Regions from separate parts of the Homo sapiens genome. Here region 2 is linked to region 1. A link is a loop called in an ENCODE intact Hi-C map of the cell type or tissue named here. Cell type or tissue: adrenal gland. All regions are shown on one strand. Each heading gives the region's core, and the rest is flanking DNA. Links, peaks and the distances in the headings are about the cores only.

Region 1 (10,196 bases), core at 3,341-5,840:
TGGATGCCCGTGACAAATACCACCACCCAATCAGCAACATCACACAGATGGAGGTGCCCCCATCTAGAATGGGGTCAAGGATTAACTTTTGACCAATGGCTAAAGGAAAAAACATCTTGAAATAAGATCAGAGACAGCTATGTATGTCCCAGTCTTAACCACATGGAGTCCCTGCCGGCAGAGACAGGTTCCCATCCCAAATATCCTCATGCCTGGGTACTAGGTGGCAAAGGGCCTTTTTATCTGTGCAGGATGACAGATGAGGCACGTGGGGTGCAAAACAAGGCAGGCCCTTTCGTGGCTGTCCCACCGTTTGTTCTGGCTTCTCCTTTGCCGTGGCCATGATGGAGTAAACAAGAGAAAGCTCTATCATTGCTATTTATTGCAGATTTCAGGGGTGGATGGATCTCTGTGGGCTCTGTTTTTATGGATTTGCCCATTGAAAAAGACTAATTGTGTCCTACCTGTGGCTTAGGTTGCTGTTAGGACCTTCAGTGAGGTGACTCCAGGAATTAAGAGTTGGAGGTTTGGCTATGCCACTTACCCCTGTGGGACATTGGGCAAGTTATTTAACCTCTGAACTTCTGACTCCTTGTCTACAAAAGGGGGACAGTAATAGCACCAACTTCATGGTACCATCGTGAGGATTAAATTAAATAAATCTCCAAATTTGTAGTGCAGAGCTATTGGATAATGATAATAATAAAAGCAACTAACACTTTTTATTGTGCTTACTTTGTGCTAGGTACTATTCTCAGTGCTTTCCTTCCATATCAGTGTGTTTAGTTCCCATCACTATAAGACAGGTCCTACTCTTATGTCCATTTTACAGATGGAGAAGTTGAGGCTCTGAGCCAAGAAGAACTTGCCCCAAATCATATAGCTGGTAAACGGAAGAAGCAGGCTACCCAGGTAGTCTGGCTTCAAGATCTTCGTTCATAATCATTGTACTATTCTGCCTTGTTTGTTAAAATAAGTGCTCAGTAAGATGACAGTTGTTTTTTTTTCTTTTTTTCTTTTCGTTTTTTTTTTTTTTTTTTTTTTTGAAACAGAGTCTCACCCGGGCTACAGTGCAGTGGCACAATCTTTGCTCACCACAGTCTCAAACTCCTGGGCTCAAGCAGTCTTCCTACCTCAGCCTCCTGAGTAGCTAGGATTACAGGTGCACACCATCATGCCCAGCTAATTTGTGTATTCTTTTTGTAGAGACAGAGGTCTCACTTTGTGCTTAAGCTGGTCTCAAACTCTTGGGTTCAAGCAATCCTCCTGCTTCGGCCTCCCAGAGTTCTGGGATTACAGGAGTGAGCCACCATGCCTGGCTTATTTTTCTATTTTTAAAAATTATTTTTCTTTCACACACATGCCCACACTCCTGTACTCATCATCACATACATATATCTATTTGTGAGCCTCTCAGCTGAGAACTTGCCTTCCGAGGCAATGGAAGTTCAGGGGCCCGGGATCATGTTAGAAAGGTCACTTCTTGGGAACATGGGCCTGGTAAGGACATAGAATAGCCAGAGCCAGGCTGCTGCAGCCAGAGGATGCCCACGCCCCTCCCACCAGGCCAACAAAGGGCATGCACAGAAGCCAGAAAACAGAGGGGGGGGCCTGGCTCTCAGCTAAGCCCATTGCAAGCAGCAAGTGGTCCCTGGTGTCACATGAGGGCAGGCCAGGCAGCCCGGCTTTACCAGTGGGAACTGGGTTTCCTAATTCCAGAAGGTTGGCCAAGAACAACCCACGCCCTTCCTTACTCTGTGGTATGATTCAGGGGCAAAAGACCTGCATGCAGGCTCCTGGGAGAGGGGAAGAGAAGGCAGTTGTGAACTATTCCCTGGGATCCCAGCTGAGTGGTCCTCTGGCCCCGCTTCCAACCTCCAGTGATAGGGAGCCTACATCCTCCTGGGGTGGCTGTGATAATGTCATTCATCAGCCCAGCAACACCATCCACCTGACTGTAGCTCCTCCCTTCAGAGTCTAAGCAGGCCCCTTGAAGCCTCCCAGGGCTTGTGGAATCCTTATGCAACCCGGCACTCAACGACCCTCCTCCCTGACAACCAGGTTTGGCCTGCTCCAGGCCAACACCCCGCCTTGCTTTCCCATCTGCTCAGACCACCTCAACCAGGTCCCTCCTACAGCAATCGGACCTGGGACGGGGTCCTGAAGACAGCAGTTTGTTGGAGTCAATAAGAGACAATTGGAAAATATTCAGGAATTTTTTGAGTCAGTTATTAAACTATTAGTTGTTTAAAATCTGCCACTGTGGGGGCATTTACATCAAGGAAATTGGCAAACACTGTAAACCAGGACCTTTTCCCCACCTGGAGAACTGATTTAGTAGCATGCCACTGCCCCATTCCCATAGCCCAAGTGTTTGGAAAGGTCTAGGGGATTTTGTGTGGGTGTGTGCGTGTGTGTGTGTGTGTGTGCATGTGTATGTGCCTGTGTGTGTTTGCTTTTGTGGGTGTCCCTGTATGGATCTGTTTACGTACATACATGAGCATGCACGAAGTGCATGTGCATTTGTGTGTCCCTGTTTGTGTTCTGACAGAGTGGATTCTCTATGGCAAGAATTTCCCATCATAGGGGAATTGTCCCCTAGAGGTCTAGCAAGGAGCTCAGCACAGAGAGCCTGCCCTGTGATGGCACAGGCTTTCTTCAGCCATCCATGGGGGTCTTGGTCCCCACCGTAATTGTATAGTAAAAGGCTGGGGCTTCTGCGGAAAGAAATCCAGTCGCGGCTCCAGAGTCACAGCACCTGGTCCAGTAGCCACTTGCTACCTCTGTTCACCAGCTGTGTTCTGATGCATTTGGTTGTTATCTGATGTTTAAATCCTCACGGGAAACAAAGTTTGGTCCTTTTGGAAAGTCTTAAATAGAAAGCAGTTTAAAACCAGCAACAACAACTACTGGAGGTTAGTGAAGGGATAACCTGTAGTTTTCCAAGTCAAATGGTGTTCATAGTGAATCCAGAACAGATCAGTGAGGAGGCAGAAATGGAGGGCCTGTTTCTATGTGGCTCTGTTCACTACGACAGGTGGGGACAGGCCAGGACTCAGCTGAGCCAGGCACTTGTGGAACGAAGTGGGAACTTTTTCTCTCAGTCAAAAAAGTTACCAGGTACACCTGGGGGCGTCTGCAAATGGGAGGGACAATGAGTAAGTCAGAGTGCCGTGTCCCCCATGCTGGCCACACACAGCAGGTGCTCAGTAAATGTTTTCAGTAATATTGTTTTATTTGGGAACTTTTTTCCTAGAGAAAGAAAAAATAAAACCTGAGGTGTCTGCATACCTTGGGTCCCCTGGACCCTGGTCGGATCCCAAGATGTAAAGACAAGGACCCAGGCCCCTCTTCCCCTTCCCATCTTCCCGAAGGCCTGAGAAGGACTTTGTTGCTTTGGTCCCAAAGGAAAGAAGCCAGGGAAGGCTTCTACTTGCAGAAAGGATGACTAGAAGGGTACGGATCTCAGGCTAAGGCCCATTCACTCTCTAATCCTAACTGGCCACTCTTTTTGGGAACTCTCAGAGAAGTTGGTTGTAAACTTTCTGAGAAAGAGAGTGGGGCCATAGCTGACCACCAGCTGGACCAGCCCTCCTGGCCTTAGCAGCTGTCCTCAGCGGCACTTGGATGGGCTTGGCTCTGCCTCCAATCCCTTGCCAACCCAGGACACGACAGCACATTCGGCTCACTGGAGCCACTGATAAAGGAGGCTACTTGGGAGGAACCAATCCAGGGACCACAAACTAGAGGCTTGGCTTCCTAGTGCTGGGCAGCTGCTCTCTGGCAGAATTCTAGGGGTTCCCCCAACCCCTGAGATGACTCAGAATGTGGGGAAAGGGAAGGGGAGTGGCAAATAAAGACACTTACCCCAAGCTGTTATCTGCTTTGCATAATGGGCTTATACAAAAGATTTGTTTTGAAAAAGGGTTTGGCCACTTTTTAAAACCTGCAAGTCATTAGTCTAGGAGTGGCAATCCTCACTGCATTGTGTAAGCTGGTTAATAACCCATAGGGGATTCCACATGTGTGTGAGGGGGTAGGGGTTGTATGCATTTTGTGAAAGAGTCTCAGGCGGTTCTCATATGCCCTGTTTGAGAACCAGTAGCCTAGTGGTTCAGAGAAGGCTGAGCTGGACAGGTACCAAGGACAGGACAAACATGCCCTTTCTGTCTGCCCACACTATCTTCCTGTGACTGATCTGTGGGCTCAGAGGCCTGCCTGCATGTCTTGGGTTTACATGAGGTGCTGTCCTGGTGGCCCGGGCGAGGCTTTCCTAGGATTACAGGTGCAGCATGTCCAGGCTGGGAAGGGGTGGTTGGAACCGTCCCCTGTCCCTCAGGCATGCCACTCAGAGGCTAAAGGAGAAGAAGAGAGCTCTCTGCAACCCCAAGAGGACAGGGAGTCCTCTCAGCATGGCTGGGGCCACAGAGATGCCTCTGAAAGACAGGGAAGTGGGGTCCCTGGAGAGGGTGACGCCACTCCTCGTATTTCTCATCTCCCCTTCCATCCACATTCTCAGTGCTTTGTGATTTGGAACTGACAAGAAGGGGATCCCTGAGACAAAGGGAGGATGAGGGGCTGCCCTGGAGGAGGCTGTGTCCAAGGTTGGTGCCAGGCCCTTCCTAGAGCCTATCGGCCTCACCTGCCCCTCACCACCCGCAGTCCCTTTTCCCCATATCTTCTTCCTAGGCTGGGCCTAGGTGTGCCCCCCACCCCCTCCCCATCCTCTCTGCTCACTCCTGGCCTGGCACAAGTCTTCCTTCCCTGTTCTGCCCCTGTTCCTGTGTGGCTCTGCCCACCTGCCCAGGGTGAGCCTGTGCCAGAAGCCCAGGTCCTCTAGGGGGCGGCAGAGAGAGCACAGGCTGAGCAGCCGATGATTCATTTGTGTCCCTGAATTGGGACAATCCAATGGCCTCTCCGGGCCTCCGTTTTTACACTTGCTTGTGGGGGAGGTGACTCACCGGCCTCTCCCTGTCAGAGGCACTGCTGCAGCTGAGCCGCTGCAGAGAACCTAAGCGGGAGGTGGGAAGGACTGTAGGAGGGTGAGCAGTGGCAAAGCCTGGCCAGGCAAGTGTGCTGGGGACAGCCACTGTTCAGCACCCCCACCCCAGGACGGCAGACCAGCGGCTACAGCCAGGCCAGGACGGCATGCTGGTGTCCGGTGGCCTGGGTCCTAGCCCTGGGCACTTGGTCACTGAGAACCAGGCAGCACTCTGTGCCAGGAGGAGCCCAGCACCCCGGGGGCCTCGAGTGCCCACTCGAGAACTGCCTCTCTTCCCTCCACCCCTGCCTGCATTTTCTCAGCTCTGTCTGACTTTAGGGCTAATAGATTTGGGATTTCTCTTTGTAAAGAAATACAACCCCAGCGCACAGGGGCCGGGAGGTCCCCAGCCCATCCAGGTTCCCAGAATCTTACATCCTCTTTGCCTCTCCCCTGGGGAGGGTTGGAGTTTGGGTCCAGGGGAGGTAGCTGGCCCTGCCCTGGAGCGCTAGGAAGTCAAGGAGGCTGGAGGGCCTGGCCTCTGCCATGCTACACCAGGAGGCCCAGAGGGGTTTATTTGGATTTTTTTTAATTATCATTTTTCACTTTTTTTCTCCTCATGAAAAAATTTTAATACACACAGTAAATTAAGCCTGGAAAAAGGGAGGGGGGCACATTTCATCTTTAATCTATTTACTTCTGAATATTTAACATACAATTCTGGCACCAATCACCAAATTTAACTGGAAAATTACTCACTAATCTGTTTGCTTATTTGGAATAATTGGGTCGGCTGCCAGCGCGAGGATTTCCCCCCCCCCCAGTTTAATATCTCAGTTAGTAGTCCAATTTCAGCTTGGCGGCATAATTACTCTGACAGAGCTGTAGCCACGGGGCCTGTGAGTGGGGCTGCTTTTAAACCGTAAATTATGAAGGATTAGCATTTATGAATTTTAAATCAGGGCTGGGGTAGGAGACACTAAAGCTGCTTAACGCTGGGGAACAGCAGCCTCCACTCAGTAGCAGAAGCCGTAACCCTTCCGCTCCCAGGACGGGCCATAGGACGTGGGAACCCGAGACGCAGGAAGTGGTGACCTGTGGGACACGGAGCCCTAGGAGTTCGGATCACGAGGGACATGGGGAGTGGGGGATGGGAGAGAGCACTGAAGCACTGATGAAGCCCCTGGGGGCTAGAAGCCTGGGGTGATGTGGACGTGGAGCAGGTGCTTTGGCTTCTCTCCTGGTCTGTGGGCTACAGTTTCCCTCTGGGAAGCAGCAGGGTCGTTGCCCGGAGCAAGCTTCGAGTGGCAACCCAGAAGTGAGGAGGTCAATCCCCGCAGCCCCCTGCCTCCTGCCTCCACCCTCCCACCTCCCACAGGTTGGGTCTCTACTTCTCTTAAGAATCCCCATCTGCAGCTGCTAAAGTTTGCATTCTTTCTTTCTTTTTTTTTTTTTCTTTCTTAAGAATCCCCATCTGGCCGTGAGCCAGACTGACCCAGTGCCCTCCAGCTCCGAGTGTGACTTCCTGGCGTGCCCTGCTCTGCCGAGCTGGAGAAGGGCCACCATCGGTGCTCTCTCGGGTATGTGATCTAAGTTCTCACCTTCCTTCCCACTCTTCCTCCGTCCCTCCTCCCCACCCGCCCCTCTCTGGCACCATGGCATCATGGACCCTGTAAAACCAGATAGAGCCGACTTGAAATCTGGCTGTGCTCCTTATTAGCGGGGTGACCTTGGGCAAGTTACTTAACCTTTCTCAGTCTCCATCATAGTTCAGTTCAATGAAGACAGTAATTCCTACCCTGCAGGGCTACTGGGAGACTTCCGTGAAATACCGTGGGCGAAGTGCCAGGCACAGTGCTTGGCACACGGCAGGTGTTTACTGGGTCAGCCCCATGCTCTTTGGAGTCTTCCCCAAACCTGAGTCAATGCCCTGTGTCCACTGCCCTCTCTCTGTCCTCCATTCCCCCATCTCTCACAGAGCATGGGACACTTCAGCGTATGGCCTCAAGACCCAACAGGTTCTCCAGGACTGGCCCCTATCAGGAGAATCCCTCTGTCTAGGAATCTGCACCTCAGCCTGACCTTATTGGGAGTGGGAGCTGGTACCAAGGTTGGATGCTGGGCACTAGTAGCCACTAGATATAGGTCTAGGACATCTGCTGGACCACCAGAACGCTCTGGAGCCAGGCTGGCTGGGTTTGAACTCTTACTCTGCCATTCACTATCTGGGTGACCTTAACCAAGTTATTCAGCCTCTCCATGCCTCAATTTTCTAATCTGCAAAATGGGAATAATAACAAGAGTATCTCATCATGGTTCTGGTAGGAGGATTCATGAGTTCATCAGTGTACAGCATTCAGAACCACATTTGACACACAGGAAGTACTAGCTGTGCTTGTTGTCATTACTTGCTATCCTTCTGAGGGGGTGACTGTCCTCTGTGGGACCTGCCTGTTCTGAGGTTGCAGATTGATTTCCCTGGGCTTGAGATATCTCCAGATTGCCTACAAAAACAGGAGAAAAGGAGGCAGGACCTGAGTGGGTGGGACAGGACCACCTAGAACATGCTGAGGACCATTCTGGACCACATCACTCTGTGTTTGGGATCAAGCAGTCCCTACTAAAGCCAGACCTCTCTCTGTCCCATCTGCTGGCCATGGGGCCTTCCCATGATGCAGCTCTGGCCAGGGGCCTTCTGAGGTACCTGGTGGGGCAGATCCCCAGGGTCCAGGCCAGCTTGGGGGGGGGGGCAGCAGAGGCTGGAGGGCACAGGGAGAGAGCACAGGGATGCCTCAGCCCAGAGAGACCTCTCTGTGGGCCAGCCCTCCTTACCAGACTGAGGGCTTTGCCACTGCTCACCCTCCTACAGTCCTTCCCACCACCCGCTTAGGTTCTCTGCAGGGGCTCAGCTGCAGTGGTGCCTCTGACAGGGAGAGGCCGGTGAGTCACCTCCCCCATAAGCAAGTGTACAAATGGAGGCCCGGAGAGGCCATTGGATTGTTCCAATTCAGGGACACAAATGAATCATTACCAGACTGACCAAAATCTCCATCCTCCAGATCTGAGCTAGAACAGGGCAGTGGTGGCTGGAAAAGGAAGGGTGGGGGCCAGTCTAGGGACCCCAGCATGGAGGCTGAGCAAGTTGGGCCAGTCCCGGACCCAGGTGCCTGGCATTTGGGCCTGTGGACTTGCCCTCTTGGCCTCACCCTTCCTACTCCCCCTTGCTAGCCACCCAGCCCCAGCCACACTGTCCTAGACTATCATGTACACACTGTGACAAGCTGCCACTTCCTTAATGCGAGTCCTCTGGCAATTCACTTCCCCATTCTGGACCCCACTGTGCACATCTGAAAGAAGCGCAGGAGGGGCCTGCCTGCCTATGGGTCTCCAACTCAAGTGAGCGGCCTGCTGTCTCAGCAGAGTGGACACAGCATGGCACCTGCTCTCTGCAGAGGGTATCCCACAGGCCCAGGCTGGGTGAAGTTTGACTTCATGGGACATACTGGATGGATGTGGCTGCCCAGTATCATCTCCATGACCTTAGGCTTCATGTCAGGCCAAGCCCCAGCTTCAGCAACCCTGCCATGGGAACCCTGCTGGCAACGAGAGTCCTGGGGAAATGTTGCAGCCTACTTGCCACATCTGGGACTCTGTGGGCCCTCACATGGTATTAATGCTCTTTTTAAAAATGGCCTGCATGATAATTTTGCTTCAGCAAAGAAATTCTTAAGTATCCCTCCTTTTACCTCTATCGTACCCCACCCACACCATCGGCCCAGGTCATCTGGCCCTTAGGGGCCATGATTTGGTGGGGTGCGGGCGGCGGGGAATGCAGGGAGGGCAAAGGGAGAAGGAAGCACCTGCAGTGGCTGCCGTATGTGTGCATGTCCAGGCCCAGAAAAGCGCGTTCCCAGGGGCCTCACAAGATTTCTGGCGCTGCTGGTCTCCGACCACGCTAGGATGCTTGATGGATGGGAAGTGCCTGGTTTGTCGAGTCCTTGCTGGGCTTTGTGATAACTCATTATATTTCTTTCTTTACAAATTGCCCCATTAGCACTCCTGAATTGAACTGAATCATAAAGCCAGGAGCATCTCAGCCTGGGCTGAGTCTGGGCGATGAATTACCTGTGGAGCAAAGGCCTGCGTTTTGGGGAGGAGGCTGGGGGCAGCTGGCTGGTGTGGGCCCTAAATTCTGCAAGGGAAATGGGTTTGTTTTCTTTAAGCTCAAGAGAATAAAAGAGTTCTAACCAAGTCCTGCTGGATTTAAATAGCAAGATCTGCCTCGCTGCTCATTGGCTTTCAAGCTGGGGGCTCTGATCCCTATTTGAGGGGTTAAACTCTAACCCCATTAAGCCATTTATGGAAAGCTGACCACCAGGGAGGGAGGCAGCCCCTCTTCCTGCAGCCTCCCTAAACCCCACAGATTCCGAAATTGGTTGTCACTCTCAGTCAGAGGATTCTAAACAAGTAGGCGCTAATCCCCTCTGTTAAGGAGATACTTATTTTGTCTGAAAAACTTCAAAGAGCCCATGACAGACACTCAGAATCAAAATTAGCATTCCAATGAGGATTTAAAAAATAATAATTCTTACAGTTCTGCAGAAGAGAGGAGGAGAGGTGAAGTGACTGGCCCGGAGGCTGGGGGAAGGAGGAGGGGGCGAGCTCCTTTCATCTGCCCACCCCAGGAGCTCTGGGGATCTGCCCTGCTGGCTGAGATGTGGAGCTCCCTCTCCATAAAGGGGCAAAGGCTGGCCTGCAGCCTGCCCCGCCAGGGTGGGCAGGAAGTGGCCACTGCCCCAAAAGGATTGTGCAGATGAGGAATTCAAGGCTTAGAGAGGGCCGTGGTACCCTGCCCATCAGTGACTAAGCTGCAGTTGAAACCAGGTCTCTGCACCTGGGGTGGGCCTGCATGGCAGGATGGGTTGCCGGTCAGTCTGCCTGAAGGCGGCAGTGGTGTTCTCTACTGGCAGTGCTTATAGGAGATGGAGACACTGGCATGTATCCCAGGACAGGTGAGTGGCAGAGTGTGGAGCCAGCTGCCTGACCAACACCCCTGCCATGTTACAGCAGCATGAGGGAACTGCCAGAGGGCTGGGCTTCTGACACTTCCCTCCTGATGAGTCACCACTCACCCCCATGCCTGACCTGTCCCTTTGCTGGATGATTTCACCCCAGCCCCACGCCACCCCTTAACTCATCCTTCCCACCCTAGGAG
Region 2 (10,196 bases), core at 4,384-6,883, 100 kb before region 1:
AGAGCTAGGATCTGAACTCACATAATCTGGCTCCTGGGCCTGTACACGAAACCATCATGCCACGCTGCCCTTTCCACCACGCTGCCCTCACCTCACGCCTTCCCTAAGTTAGAAACTTCTTCTGGGATGCTTTTCCCATTCCCTCCCTCTCTCTCCTCTCCTGCCCTCTGCCTCATTTCTTTCCATCTCCACCTCTCTGTTTCCATCTTTCTCTCCCTCCACCGCACCACCTCCTATTCACTCTCATTTCTTCCTCTGTCCCTCTGTGTCTCAGTGCTCTGTCTCTGATCCCTGATCCCACCCAGTACCTGGCAGATGGGCCGGGGGCTCAGGGATCAGGGTGGCAGCTAGAGAAAGGGAGCCTGAGTAATCATGAGGAGCCCTCTGGCCCCTTGTCAGGAGAGCCCTTCAGTTCCCCCAGTGCAGCAGGCAGACCCGTTAGAACAACAAACGTGGCCCAGGAACCGCCTCAGTTCCCTAGCACCTTCCAGCTCTGGAAGACAAAACTGGACTTGCCAGAACTTCAGGAAACCCCAGAGCTCTCCCCCACCCCCACCCCAACGGGCTTCACTGTGCTTCCAGAGCAGATCCAGGAGGCAAGAGTCTGCAAAGAAAGCCCCAGGCAGGAGCTCCTGAACCAGCTCCTCTCTGGAATGTGGTGTCCTGGAGAGGGCATGGGGACCATGGAAGCGCAGACCCCAGCCCAGGTGCCACAGGCAGCCAGTGGGCTCTGGAACCTCTGACGGGCCCAGACTTTCTTGGCAAAGGCAATAAGCTCTGCAAAACCCAGTGCCGGGGGACAGTCCGAGGACCTGGCTGTTTGTCCTGGGCTCAGAGCACATGAGCTCAGACAGCTGGGGTCTAGGCAGCACCCACTGGAAGTCTTGAGTGTTGTGCAGCTTGGGCATCTGAAGAGAGGGAGAAACTGGTGTTTGGGGGAACCCTGGCACACAAGAGACTTTCCATCAACTCGCATGAAGGAGAAGGACGCTGCCCTAGAATAAAAACCCTGGCCATGAATGGTCTCTGACAGCTTTAAGGGAAAGAGCAATTGTCTCCTTGTAGAGATGAGATCTCCCAGGCAGGAATGTCATGTGGATTCTGCCTGTGGCCTCCACATGTCTCATGTTGTGGGGGAAGGTTTCTGGGAGCAGGCCCAGGAGGAGACAGGATTCATAGGAGATTTCATGATGGGCTCTGCAGCAGTGTTAAGATTGGAATCAAACTTCTTTCCAAACATGGGCTGTGCAGTCCAGCTTCAGGCCAAGGAGTGGGAGCATAAGCAGGTGCCATATTTCATGGGATCAGGCCCCCTGTTAGAGTATCTCTTCCCCAGGCCACCAAGGAAGGCAGGGAGAGGGGATGACGTCCCATGATCTGGTTGGAGGAAGGGGAGATTTGTGCACAGCTATGGTTCAATGCCGGCCCACATTCCCCACTGCCCACATGCCCCAGGCTGAGGTGCGAGCTGCGGCAGCATGTAACAGTTCATGCTCAGCTCTCCCTCCCCGCACCAGTCATCTGTGGTGGGTGCAGCCCCCAAGGAGAGCCAAGCCCAGACCATTCATGCCCTACACTTAACCAAGTTTCTCCTTTGCAGTGACCGGGGAGGAATTCAGGCTTCTCCCGTGTCACCCCTGGGTGTTCCTGGGTGTTGTGAATTCTCTCCAGGTGCATAATCACCAGACCTTGGTAGCCATTCCTGCCCCACCCTAGTTGCTCTGTTACAGAGTGAGCTTGGTCTCTCTCTGCTTCCCCCCTACCCTCTTATCAGTTTCACGCTTGCTAAGATGAGGCCCCTGTGGCCTCTTCTTGGGGGTATCTGTGGGCTGACACTGGACTTTCTGGGTGAGGGTCTCCTACTCAGTATCTCATGATGTCCGTGATGCTGACTGTAGCTCATGTAACCACAGCACTTCATAGTGCAGATCTGGGGCCCGTGGCTGACCTGGGAATCAGATCATCCCCATTTCCCAGATGAGGATGGTGAGAGAGCAATAACTGGGTCCATGATGCCAGACTTGGCAAATTCCGTGCCATGTTGAGCTGGGGAAGCCCGTTGACAAGGTCTGGGGTAGGCAAGGTGGGGCTGGGGTCGTCTTAGAAGGCCAGCTCTGTTCTTGGGGGCTTGCAAACCCCGCCTGCCTGAGTTTCACTCTATCTCATTGTGAGTGAATTCATTGTTGTGCAACCTAGAGTGGTGAGACAAGTTAATTACATAATTACTGCAAAATCACATGTTATTTCATGGCTGCAATATGGTAACTCTGTTGGAAACAATTGTAATTGCCCAGAAACTGCATTCGAGTGGCTCCGTTATCTCTTGATAACCATGTAATTAACTTGTATTATAACTTTATCTCCAGCAAACTCTGAAGTAAGAGTTGGGGCCCTTGGGTTGGGCACAGCCATCCTAGACCTAAGGGTCCAGGGAGAGTCTGGCACTGGGGACTCTGCTACAATGCAGGAAAATCATTTGCTTTTTCAGGTTGAGAAAGAAAATTCCTCATTATAAACTCCAGCCCTCTGTGTCTCTCCTCACGCAAACCCCTTCACAATCCCATGTGCTCACATACAGACAGCTCCCAGTTTCACCGTCCCCTTGGACCCATGGCTCACACAAACACCCACTGCAGCCAGCTCCACTGGCCTTTGCCTCTCTTCTCGCACATACAGGGTGCAGCTCCTTCACAGAAACTGGATGCCCCCAAAGTTGAGAACTTCTGCCCCAAGATCCTCGGCCCTAGCAATCCCTTTTCAGAAACTGGGCCAATGACCACAAAACCACAACTTGGAGAGGTAGCCTCCTGCAAGCCCCCAGGAGTGCCCAGCCATCCTTTCACTTTCAAGTAGAGGAGTAGGCCTGGGGAGGGTGAGGTGCGAATCCAGCCTAGCCCAGCCCAGCCCAGCCCATTCCCTGCCCAGGAGCAGGCAGGGCTTGAGGCAATAGTCTGACTCCCTCTGCCCTGGGCTGTGGGCTGTGGGCTGTGGGCTGTGGGCTGTGGGCTGTGGGCTGTGGCTAGGGTGAAAATAGCCCCTGGGAAGGAGGAGGGAGTGGCCTGATAGTGAAGGAGCCTGTCCATGCAACTTTTTCTGTCTAGGTTGGGGATTCAAGAAGCCTCTGTTTTTAATATTGCCCAGCGAGAAGGTATCTTTACAGTTCCAGGCTTTGTGCTTGGCACTGTGGCTGCAGCCAAGACCAAGACAGCATCCCTGCTGCCTTGAGTAAATCTAGCTCGGCGGGGGAGGTGGAAAACGCCCTGGTGTCTGCCTGTCTGCTGCAGTTCTGGCTGGAGCTGAGTGATGGGGCTTGACCACCTCCACCTCTCCTGCCTGTCTCTGCCTACACACTTGTCTACTTGTGTGTCCATCCTTCCTGCCTGCAGCACATGTCTGTCTGACCGTATGTCCATTGACTTGTCCATCTATGACTTTCTTAAGTCATCACAAATGGCCTTGTGTCCCCCAGAGGGAACTGGCCTGTCCCAGGTCTCCGCATAGCATTCCGTCCTCACAATGATGTGCTTTGTTTTCCTGGCTTTCCCCGCAACATGGCTTCTGCTTTCCATCCCCACAGCAAGCTCCCCAAGGGCAGGGACGGTGTCTGATCTATGATTCATCCTCACATCTGATTTGCTCCAGGACACCCCCGGTTGCAGCATGGGATTGAGACACAGAGTCTATTGAGGTTTGCTGACTGAATAAATGGATGCCTCCAGACTGCATGGGCTGAGTCGAAAGGAAACAGGATTTTTCTTGCTCACTCAGAAGAGCAGAAAGCTGGGCCCCAGCTGCTGGGCAGAGACAACAAGTGCTGTCTGTCACCCTAAAAGGGAAGAGAGGTTTCAGCATGGTGCTCCCATGGCAGAGGACACAAGATTTGTGGTCCTACTGGGGAAAAGGTCAGAGCTGGGTCCCCATCTGTGCAGTCAGTCTGGGGTCTCAACAGAGGGGATGGAACACAGGGTAGGGAAGGCTTCATCTTGCCCCTCTTCTTAGGGACCTACTCAGGGCCAGAGTGTGTGCTCTCCCAGAGGGAAGATACCCCAGGTCTCACCTCTGGCTGGGGCTGGAGGCTCTGAGTTGTCTCCTTCCTCCCAGCTTCTTCCCCTAAAGCCAGCCTTTTGCTCCCCTGCCCAGCAACAGCACATGCTGGAGGCCCCTACCCTGCTCTGTGCCCTGCCCTTGAGAGGCAGAGGGGAGGGGCCCCAGGTCTGTGTCAGTCATGTGAACAACGCAGAGTAACCTCCCGGAAACATTCATAAGTTTAATCCACGCCAGTAATAAAATCGCATTACATTTCTCATAAAATAAATGTTCCCATTTATATACAGAAGACAGACTGTACAGGCCCGGCCTGGCCCCAGGAGGGGTCACACACAGACGGGCGGTGGTGGAGGAGGAAGGGCCATCCCTCCCATCGAGGACGGAGAAGTTCTAATGTGGCAGGAGAGCGGCTGGCCAGCCTGCACTGGTAGAGTGGCTGGCTGGCCGGCCAGGCAGGTGGGCAGGCGGGCAGATGGACAGACGGGCCTGGAGGCCAGGCGCCGGGCGTTACTGAACTTGGGATTCAAAGGTGCCATTGAGCTGCCCTTCCTCATAGTCCATCTGACACAAGATCATGTTGTTCTTCAGGAAGAATTTGTCTCCCACACAAAATCTAGAAAATCCAAGCGAGAGAGAGAAGCCATGGGAAGGTCCCAGTGGGTAAGGGGGGGGCTGCAGACAGAAGCCGGCCTGGCCTATGAGGTGAGCTATGTGGGAGGTGGTGGGGGGAGTTTGTTCCTTGAACCTTCCAGAGGGAACTGCCAAAAGTCCCCACAGCACACCTGGGCAATTCCCCCAGGCCAGCCCCAACCTTGGCCAGGCCCTGTAGCCTGAGGTGGTAGGACAGACAGACAGTTGGGCCACAGGCTTCCATAGTCAGGTCTCCTGTGTTGGTGAGTGTAGGGTTAGGGGGGTTGGTGGAGAGGTGCAGGAACAGCCTACCCCAGTCCCAGAGAGGGAGAAAGGGAAAGCACAAACAGAAAAAGACCAAGTGGGGAGACAGATGGAGAAAGGCAGAGATGGGGCCGGGTGTGGTGGCTCACACCTGTAATCCCAACACTTTGGGAGGCTGAGGTGGGTGGATCACGAAGTCAGGAGTTTAAGACCAGCCTGGCCAAGGTGGTGAAACCCCATCTCTACTAAAAATACAAAAAAATTTAGCTGGTGGGCATCTGTAATCCCATCTACTCGGGAGGCTGAGGCAGAGGATTGCTTGAACCCAGGAGGCGGAAGTTGCAGTGAGCCGAGATCACGCCACCACACTCCAACCTGGGCGACAGAGTAAGACTCCATCTCAAAAAAAAAAAAAAAAAAAAAAAAAAAAGGCAGAGATGGGTAAGGAAGGAGGGATAAAATGGTTGTTTTTTCCATCCGTCTATCCCTCTCCCCAATTTAAGAGGATGGCTCAGTACAGGGCATTCTTCCTCTAAACAAAATTGATAAGTTACCTAGAGCATCCTTCTAGGAGGTAACCCCGTTCCACTATCTCCTCTCCTACCGAAGGAAGGCCCTTCATTGGTCTCCTAGTCCTCCCCAAGTAAGGGAAGATTCCGGTCCTTTCCCTAAAGATGTCCCCAGGGTGGGTGAAGCCTTTAGTGAGACCCCAAGATCGCTGGCCTAGTTCCAGCAGATCCCAGTTCAACCACCAGGTGGCGCTGTAAGTTCACTGAGCCCTCCTAACAGCAGGTCCGGCCAGAGCCCCCAGCCAGACCAGCGTTCCCTGTAGGTCCCTCTGAACCTCACTTCAGGGAGCACTTGTATGCGTTCCTACCTGACCTGGGGGCTCCTGAGAAGAGCGCCTGCCTTCTGGTGCTAGGCCCCAGCCAGGGCTGAAGGGCTCTGGCTCCTTAGGTCCCCAGGGACTCCCACAGGGCTAGGGCACAGAGTTGGGGCCAAGAGACCAGAAAATAGGCTGGGCTGGAACCAGAATCACAAGGGCTGGGTGAGGAGAGAGTGGCCACTCCCTGAGGGGACTTTGCCCTCCAGATTTGGGAACCCCTTCTCACTGGAACATACATGCACACACATGCACATACTATACACTGGGTACGGGGGTGGGAGGATACGTTATCCCATGCACATGCACGTTTCAAACACGTATACAGGCTGGGCGCGGTGGCTCACACCTGTAATCCCAGCAATCTGGGAGGCTGAGGTGGGCAGATAACCTGAGATCAGGAGTTCAAGACCAGCCTGGCCAACATGGTGAAACCCCGTCTCTACTAAAAATATAAAAATAAAAATAAAAATAAAAATTAGCCAGGCGTGGTGGCACACGCCTGTAGTCCCAGCTACTTGGGAGGTTGAGGCAGGAGAATCACTTGAACCCGGGAGGCAGAGGTTGCCGTGAGCCAAGATTGTGAGATCACACCACTGCACCCCAGCCTGGGCAACAGAGTGAGACTATCTCAAAAAATAAAATATGTATACACACATGCATACTCACCTCATCATGCATGCACGTTGCACATACACATACACCCCCAGACATTTAAAAACACATGTACAAATGCATATTAATTCCATCATGCACATGTGCCCACTTGTACATTTCCAAATACACATGCATGCACATGCACACTCAACTATGCATACACAGTAAACTCATGCACGCCTTCATTATATTCACACAGAAATGTGCCACACAGATGTGCACACCCAATATTAAAGTGCACACATTTGGCTACCGAGCTTACACACACATAAAACACATAAAGCACATGCACGCTCATAACCTGCACGCACCACCACATACACACACGCAACCCGCATTTGCGTGCACGCCTCCGCCGTGCTCCTGGCCCATCCCAGCAGGCCTCAGGCTGGCGTCTGGGGAGTGTGTTGGGTCGGCCAGTCCAGCACTGACCTCTGGTTGCAGAGCTGGCAGGCGAAGCAGTCGAGGTGATACACGTTGTCCCGGGCCCGCATCACCATCTCGAAGGCTGGGATCAGCTTGCTGCAAGCAGCACAGTTCCCTGTGGTGCCAAAGAGCCTGCCGAGGGAAGGGCGCAGAGGACTCAGCAGCATTCTGGGAAGCTGGGTGGGCAGGGGGAAAGGAGTTGCCTCCATCCAGGGTCCTTCCCATACTCCAACTTGTGGGCTCAGCAGGTGGGCTCAGGCAATAGGATAAGAGCACTGAGGGCAGCATCTAGATTCTGCCCAGAGATCAGGCTGCCAATAAATCAGCACATCCCCTTCCAGGGAGGGTGTGTAGGGGGTCAGGAGTTGGCTGCCACTGCCCATCCCAAGGCCCCCTCCCAGGCTCCCACAAGGGTCCTCAAGCCCTGGAGCCACCAAGAGAATCCTAGGCTGGGCCCTGAGCAAGCCTGAATTTCAGGGGCAGACTGAATCTTGGGTTGTGTGCCCTCAGGCAAGTCAGTGAGTCTCTCTGAGCCTCATTTACCTCATCTGTAAAACAAAGCCTGAAACACACCCTTTATGGGGTAGTTGTGAAACCTGTTGTAAATTCTCAGTCACAACTCACTAAGCAACCACCTAGGTAGTGTTCACTATGTGTCAGCCACTAATCTAAGAGCTTTACAAAGATAAACGCTTAATCCTCACAACAAACCTAGGAGGTGGTACTATTATTATTCCCCATTTTAAAGATTTAAAATATGAGTCACAGAGAAACAACTTGGACAGTCACAGGGCCTTGGTCCAGAAGGCGTGCTCTAAACCACTGCATGACATGCTTTTCCCACCTTTAACATTACAGTGTTTATTATTTGATTTTTAAAAATAGAGATGGGGTCTCACTATATTGGCCAGGCTGCTCTCGAACTCCTGGCCTCAACTGATCCTCCTGCCTTGGCCTCCCAAAGTGCTGGGACTACAGGTGTGAGCCACTGTGCCTTGCCAAAATTAAAGTGTTTTATTAAATCTTTTTTCCATGACAAACTCACTGTGTTACTTGCCTAAGTCCCTTTTTTTCTTTCTCTGAACCTCAGTTTATCCTTCTGTAAAATAGGGATGGATGATCCTATTCAAAGATGCTGTAAAACAGAACTGATGCCCAAAGGAAGCGCCAAGGACATCTGGCACAAATGCCTCTTTGAGGCAGGCACCCCTCCTCTTAGCTGCTGGCTGTAAAGCTCTAGGGACAGGGAGTTTACTCCCTCCCCATGCAGGCCAGCCCTTGGCTGGATGTCCCAATGGTCTGAGCCATCCCGGCTCCTCCTTGCTTCTTTCCTGCACACAGACAGAGCAAGCCCCAAGTGAGGCAAGGAGGCTGAGAAGAGGGTGGGGGGCCCCTTTAATCCCCGATTTGTCCAGCTCAAACTCAGGCGCCTGCAGATGAGCTTGGCTCCATTATTCATCAGCTTGAGCTGCCTGGTGGCTCAGATTAAGGCAGACAAAGGCTAGGCCACAGCATCTGCCTGCCAAGAGGGGCTTTTCTTGCCATCGGCCCAGGAACAGTTGCTGCAGAGGGCGCAGGCTCTGGACAGCCATTCTCCAGGCCTGAGCAGCTCAAGGAAGCCACGCTCGCATCCCAGCCCACTGGTCTAGCTGGTCCTACAGTCACTCCTTGCCTCTGCCAGAGCAAAAAAAAAAAAAAAAATTACCTTCCATCCCTAGTAGCTGGCAGGGCCCTATATGCTTGAGGGTGCTTTTTCCTGATAAGCCCATCCTACACTGTGGGCCTCTCTCTCCAAGTCCTGTGAACCCATCAGATGGTCTGCCACATCGTCCTAACCTGGTAGAGTCAGCCCCCAGGTGATGCCCTAAACCTCCAGACATGGAGGCCCCTTCTAGGTCCTCAAGGGGTGAATCCCCAGGAACATTCTTTTCTTTTTTGAGACAGGGTCTTGCTCTGGCACCCAAGCTGGAGTACAGTGGCGCAATCACAGCTCACTGCAGCCTCAAACATCTGGGCTCAAGCAATCCTTCCACTTCAGCCTCCTGAGTAGTTGGGACTACAGGCATGCAGCCACTACACCTGGCTAATTTTTTTTTTTTTTAGAAACGGGGTTTCACCATGTTGCCCAGGGTTGGTCTCGAACTCCTGAGCTGGAGTGACGTGCCTGCCTCGGCCTCCCAAAGTGCTGGAGTTACAGGCATAAGCCACCGCGCCTAGCCTGAACATTCTTCCTTAACCCCTGCTTCTGGTCTCAGCCTCTCCCCTCCAGCCCTGGCAAGGAGCACTAAGTCACAGCTTCTGTTTTACTGCATCACTTTTAAATGCAGGTGTTAAAAGGGGCAGGCAGGTCAGTCAAAGGATCTTTGGGGAATTGAGGGAGCTTCCACTGATAACCTCCCCCTTGCAACATGCCCAGACCTGGGCAGAGGGAGCCCCATGAAGCCCTTGCCCCGACCTGTTAATTAATGCGATGAGCCCTCCTTCCCCACAAGCCCGGCAACCATCCAGCAGCCTGCGACAGAGCCAAATGCAGGTGCTGGGTCTCAGCCAAGGCCCTGCTTTGTGGCCTCCTTCCAGCCTTGCTGATGTCATAAATGGCCTCAGGGAGGGTTAATTGGGGGAGGTGGCCCCAGGGAATAGGATCCAAATTGTAGGGAGGGTGAGTTAGAGCTCAGAGGAATGCAAGGCAGGGAAGCATCATTCTTTCACCCTTCACGGGGAAGTAAACTGAGGCTGGGAGAAGATTAGGAGCCAAAGGCTCACAGCTAGTTCCAACCCAGGTCTTGAAGCTCCAGCATCAGTGGCCCTGCTCCTAGGATATGGCTGCCTGCCAGTTTCCCTGGGCAAATGGATGCCTGCTCCCAAGGACCATCTAGAAAGGAAAGTTGGACACTGGGAGATGGAAAGAGACTGCATTAGGGAGGAGGGTCCTGGGGAAGTCAAAGCTTCCACACCTGTTCTCAAAGCCCCTCTGAGGTATCCCCTCCCAGATTCCAGATCAGGTGGGTCAGAAGCACCTGGCCAAGGCAGGGGGGCGGAGCCAGACTGGGGCCCTCGGAAAGCTTAACTTAGGGGCCCCAGGTTACAAATGCCTGCCCTGGACTTGTGCTGGGTACCGAGTCCAAGGGCATAACGACCTGGGCCTTCCCCTCAGGTGACTTCTCAGGTATCTGGGGCAAGCAGGGCAGGGGCAGGACAGTCAAGAATGAGAGGACACACAGGGTACTGGGTCTAGGGCCGGGGGCACAGTCACGCTGGGGCTGAGGATGGGGAGCTTTCTGAGCAGGAC

The links. Peaks named below come from ENCODE experiments on the same cell type or tissue, not always from the same donor. Only the 100,000 strongest peaks of a DNase experiment are listed, where the experiment ranks them.
Region 2: a loop joins it to region 1, with 2.2 times the contacts of the local background. A loop is called at or near these places in 33 of 110 quality-filtered maps.

Annotation. Positions count from the first base shown.
Region 1 is chr11:8,324,109-8,334,304 of GRCh38, forward strand. No RefSeq gene overlaps it. Among named protein-coding and RNA genes, the nearest start is that of LMO1, 65 kb to the left of the region's middle. RefSeq lists enhancers at 1,720-2,305, 4,694-4,988. In adrenal gland, for the core only: CTCF peaks have their summits at 4,818 (motif pointing right) and 5,017; a DNase peak (open chromatin) is centred at 4,943; H3K27ac peaks cover 383 bases.
Region 2 is chr11:8,220,062-8,230,257 of GRCh38, forward strand. It overlaps LMO1 (LIM domain only 1), which reads right to left. Exons shown (of 4, transcript NM_002315.3): 3 at 6,914-7,039; 4 at 4,248-4,660. The coding sequence ends at 4,555. LOC105376536 (a long non-coding RNA gene) reads left to right here and starts at 9,820. Exons shown (of 4, transcript XR_007062582.1): 1 at 9,820-9,909. RefSeq lists enhancers at 2,417-2,918, 7,087-7,747. In adrenal gland, for the core only: CTCF peaks have their summits at 5,687 (motif pointing right) and 5,886; a DNase peak (open chromatin) is centred at 5,690.